2 separate regions of the Homo sapiens genome follow, and region 2 is linked to region 1. A link is an interaction called in ENCODE POLR2A ChIA-PET data of the cell type or tissue named here. Cell type or tissue: PC-3. All regions are shown on one strand. Region 1 overlaps KDM1B (lysine demethylase 1B). Region 2 overlaps DEK (DEK proto-oncogene).

Region 1 (2,500 bases):
AGACTCCATCTCAAAAGAAATTTAAAAAAATAATAAAAAAATAAAAATATTCGGAACTGGTTCCAGCTACTTGGGAGCCTGAGGCAGAAGGATCGCTTGAGCTTGGGAGTTCGAGGTTGCAGCACACCATGATTCATGATTGCAGCTGTGAACAGTCACTGTACTCCAGCCTGAGCAACATAGCAACACCCTGTATCAAGGGGAAAAAAAAGAAAAAAATTTAATTTCTCTTTCAAATAACACTATGCCTTTCTTAGTTTTAGATACTAAAACTGACAAGAATATACCCCTTCTGACAGCCTGTTTTATGGGTGCCATAATAACTTTCTCTACTTTTATAACAAGGCTAGTTATGTTTGTTACGTAAGATTTACTAACCTGCCTCCTGTTTTGAAAAACCTGATTGCTTATAGCAATCGATATATTAATCGATATATTAATTTTTCTTGTTTTTCAGCCATAAGGATGGATATGACAAATATACTACATGGAAAAAAATATGGACTAGCAATGGCAAAACCGAACCTAGTCCCAAAGCTTTCATGGCAGACCAGCAACTCCCCTACTGGGTAAGGAGAGTGATGCTCTCTGTCTGTGAAGTATTTGTGGAGCCAAATGCAAGAGGCATGGATGAAAATGCTGTTTAGGAAATCTCCTATTACATTTATTGTTCCTTCTATGACTATTAAAGCAAATATTTTTTATTTTTATAGAAAGCTGAGATATTTCAACATAGTATAAAAGAGGAAACTAGGCTGGGTTTGGTGGCTCATACTTGTAATCCTAGCCCTTTGGTAGGCTGAGGTGGGAAGACTGCTTTGCGCCCAGCCTGGGCAAAGTGAGACCCTATCTCATAGTAAGACCCCATCTTTACAAAAAAAAATTTTTTTTTTAAGTAGGCAAGAATGGTGGCAGGTGTCTGTAGTCCCATCTACTCATCAGGTTGAGGTTGGGGAATTGCTTGAGCTCAGGAGTTCAAGGCTGTAGTGAGCTATGATTACACCACTACACTCCAGCCTGGATGACAGAGTGAGAGGCTGTCTCAAAAAAAAAAAAATGGTTTTAAAAAAGAAAAAACTAAAGGCTCACCACCAGCTGGTGATAGTCATTGCTGAGCTTGGTACATAGCTTTTTGATCCTTTTTTTCTTTTCATATTTTTGTCTGTTTAAACACAATTTCATGCTTTATATACATATACTGATTAGGTTTAAAATCAGGCTTCAGATACGATTTTTGTAATGTTTAGCTTTTTAAAAATTAATTTGGGCCAGGGCTGTGGCTCACACCTGTCATCCTAGCACTTTGGGAGGCTGAGGTGGGCAGATCACAAGGTCTAGAAATCAAGACCATCCTGGCCAACATGGGGAAACCCCGTCTCTACTAAAAAAATACAAAAATTAGCCGGGCGTGGTGGCGCGCGCCTGTTGTCCCAGCTACTTGGGAGGCTGAGGCAGGAGAATCGCTTGAACCCAGGAAGCGGAGGTTGCAATGAGCTGAGATCGTGCCACTGCACTCCAGCCTGGTGACAGAGTGGGACTCTGTCTCAAAAAAAGAAAAAAAAAATTAAATTGACCTCATATTCTTTTTTCATTTAGTCATTCTTTGAAAATATATTTTCATTATTGCATATATTGTTGAAATATACCACCATTTAATAAATGATTTGCTATTTTTTTTTTCTGAGACAGGGTCTCACTCTGTTGCCCAGGCTGTAGTGCAGTGGCACAATCTTAGCTCACTACAACCTCCACCTCCCGGGCTCAAGCGATTCTCCCACCTCAGCCTCCCTAATAGCTGGGACTCTCCGCACATGCTACCACGCCCAGCTGACTTTTGTATTTTTTGTAGAGATGGGGTTTCACCATGTTGCCCAGGCTGGTCTTAAATTCCTAGGCTCAAGTGATCCACCTGCCTCAGCCTCCCACAGTGCTGGGATTACAGACATGAGCCACAATGCCCAATTTTTTTTTAAGATGGGGCCTTGCTCTGTCGTTCAGGCTAGAGTGCAGTTGTGGGATTATGACTCACTGCAGCCTCGGTCTCCCAGGCTCAAGTGATCCTCCCACCTCAGCCGGCAGAGCAGCTGGAACTATAGAGTGCACCACCATGTCCAGCTAATTTGTTAATTCTTTATAGAGACAGGACTCGATATCTTGCCCAGGCTGGTCTCAAATACTGGACTCAAGCAATCCTCCCACTTCAGCCTCTCAAAGTGTTAGGATTACAGGTGTGAGCCACTGTACCTGGCCAATTTGCTAATTTTAAAAATATTATAAGTAATGCTGAGCTTTGTGCACGCTTAAAGATTTTTTCATTGAAGTAAAATTCGTATAACATAAAATTAACCATTTTAAATTGTGCAGTTCAGTGGCACTTAGTATATTCACAATGTTATGCAATTACCACCCCTATCTAATTCCAAAGTATTTTCATCACGCACAAGGGAAGCCCTAATTCTTGCTACCCCCAGTTCCTGGTAACCGCTAATCTGCTTTCTGT
Region 2 (2,500 bases), 75 kb after region 1:
TAGGAGGAATAGGTCTCTGGAAAATGGGGGCATCTCAAAGGACATACCTTGGTATTAGGACACAATGGACAATTTTTGTCTGTCAAGGTAAATATGGGTAACCAGAATTTGGAGGTAACAGAAAAAAACACAGGGAGAGCTGACAAGGCAAGTTAAACAATGTCCCCTTTAATTTTACATGAACTTTCAAATCTTCATTACTTTCATTCCTCCCCTGTACTTAGGAAAACCCCACTCATGATTCTAAACCTAGCTTAACAATTACCTCCTCTAAATCTTTCACAATACCATCAATTTGATTAATCCATACTCTCAAAGTACTTGGCCTGCAATTCATTATCCCTACTTTATGGAAGGTATTGTGAAGCTGTAAGAACAAGGGTGTTACAGCCAAACATCCTGATTCCTGAGCACCTGTATATGTTTTTGAAGCTCCAGAGGTGACTCATCTAGCTATACCACATAAAATGAAAAGCACATTTATGGACTAGATTTGTCACCAAGACTTTTCTTTGAAGTGCCAGATAGTAAATATTTTCAGCTTTCCCGGCTACATATAATCTTTGTTGCATATTCATTTTTTTAAACAATCATTTAAAAATGGAAAAACCATTCTGAGCTTGAGGGCTGTATAAAAACAGGCTGTAGGCTGGACTTGGCATACAGGCTACACTGCCTGCTGATTCCTAGATTTTGAATTATTGGAGCTATATACAGTAAAGGCAGGAACCAGACAAAGCAATCAACAGGACAATTCCTCCAATTATCAAGTTTTTAATAGCTTTTAGTTTTAAGTTCTGATAAGCACAAGTGGATTTATACTCATTAACTTTCTTAAAGCTATTGCTTAAAATCAAATTTTGATCTAAATCAGGAATTCTAGAGAGAACTCTGAAGATAGAAGTACATAAACAAGAAGCTTTAGAAAGAATAGGAAGCCATGCACGGTGGCTCAACCCCGTAATCCCAGCACTTTGGGAGGCCAGGAGTTCGAGACCAGCCTGGCAACATCGTGAAACCCCGTCTCTACAAAAAATTAGTCAGGCGTGGTGGCATGCACCTGTGGACCCAGCTACTAGGGTGGCTGTGCCACGAGAATTGCTGAACCTGGGAGGTGGAGGTGGCAGTGAGTATCGATCGTGCCACTGTACCCCAGCCTGGGCAACAAAGCAAGACTCTGTCTCAAAAAAGAAGAAAGAATAATACGGCAGTCTCCCTTTATCTATGGTTTCTCTTTCTGCATGTGGTTTCAACTACCTGTTGTCAACCATAGTCTGAAAATATTAAATGGAAAATTCCAGAAGTAAACAACTCATAAATTTAAAATTGCATGCTGTTCTGAGTAGTGTGATGAAATCTCATGTCATCCTGCTCACTCCTGCCCGGGATGTGAATCATCCCTTTGTCCAGCATATCCACACTGTAGATGCTCCCAGAACCTTGGCCCATTAGTCACTAGCAGCCATCTTGGTTATCCTATCAACTGTTGCAGTATCATTGTGCTTGTGCCCAAGTACCCTTATGTGACTTAATAATGGCCCCAAAGCCCAGAAGTAGTAATGTTGGCAATTCAAACATGCCAAAGAGAAGCCATAAAGTGGGTTCTTTTAAGTGAAAGCTCTTTACTCAAGGAAAGAAAAAAATCATATGTTGAGGTTTCTAAGATCTATAGTAAGAACAAATCTTCTATATGTGAAATTGTGAAGGGAAAAGAACTTTGTGCTGGCTCTGCTGTCAAACCTCAAACTGCGAAAGTTATGGCCACAGTGCAGGATAAGTGCTTAGTTATGATGAAAAAGGCATAATTTGAGGGTGGGAAACGTGAACAGAAACATGTCCCAAATGACAGCAATCGGGCTTGGCATGATCTGCAGTTTCAGGCATACACTGGGGGTCTTGAAATGTACTCCGTTCAGGTAAGAGGTGACTACTGTGAAGAGAAAGCACTAAAAAAGGTTTCTTATATATTTATTATAACCTCAAATACAAAAATGAGGAGACATACCTCACCTCTCATGGAGTCAAGACTAAATGAGATGCAAGATGTGAAAGCACATGGTATATACACTTTGAATAGTTTCTTCCTTGCAGTTGCTAATAAATGCTTACTGAGTGGTACTTCCTGGAAGACCAGAGGACGTGTCTCATTTTTTTTTTCTCCCACTTAGTAAAATGCTCAGGTATAGAATAAGATAATCATTTTGAATGAGTGAGAATAATGAACCTACCACCAAACATATTAGTCACACAACAATGCCCAGCTTCATGGGTTCTCTATAGCATGGGTTCAACCTACATTACCTTAGTTTCATCTCTCATTGCTCTACTTCTGGGCACACAACTCTAACCACGAGTTAGTCAAAGGCACCCTGCCTTCCCTGTTCCTTATCTTTGTTCACACGTACAACTTTCCTCTCCATTCCCAAGGTCAACTTGAATTGGTAGTACTTCCACTTCTACCCAAAGCCTTTCCTCAAGAGGCATGAAGATTTTCCTTCTT

What was found. Peaks named below come from ENCODE experiments on the same cell type or tissue, not always from the same donor. Only the 100,000 strongest peaks of a DNase experiment are listed, where the experiment ranks them.
Region 2: POLR2A ChIA-PET joins it to region 1 with 10 read pairs; 9 of 35 experiments call an interaction of 5 or more read pairs at or near these places.

Annotation. Positions count from the first base shown.
Region 1 is chr6:18,165,810-18,168,309 of GRCh38, forward strand. KDM1B (lysine demethylase 1B) reads left to right here. Exons shown (of 22, transcript NM_001364614.2): 6 at 458-569. Among named protein-coding and RNA genes, the nearest start is that of KDM1B, 12 kb to the left of the region's middle. In PC-3, no CTCF peak of the experiment used is centred here; no DNase peak of the experiment used is centred here; H3K27ac peaks cover 395 bases.
Region 2 is chr6:18,241,178-18,243,677 of GRCh38, forward strand. All of the region lies in intron 7 of DEK (DEK proto-oncogene), which reads right to left. Among named protein-coding and RNA genes, the nearest start is that of DEK, 22 kb to the right of the region's middle. RefSeq lists an enhancer at 1,261-1,555. In PC-3, no CTCF peak of the experiment used is centred here; DNase peaks (open chromatin) are centred at 444 and 1,414; H3K27ac peaks cover 2,003 bases.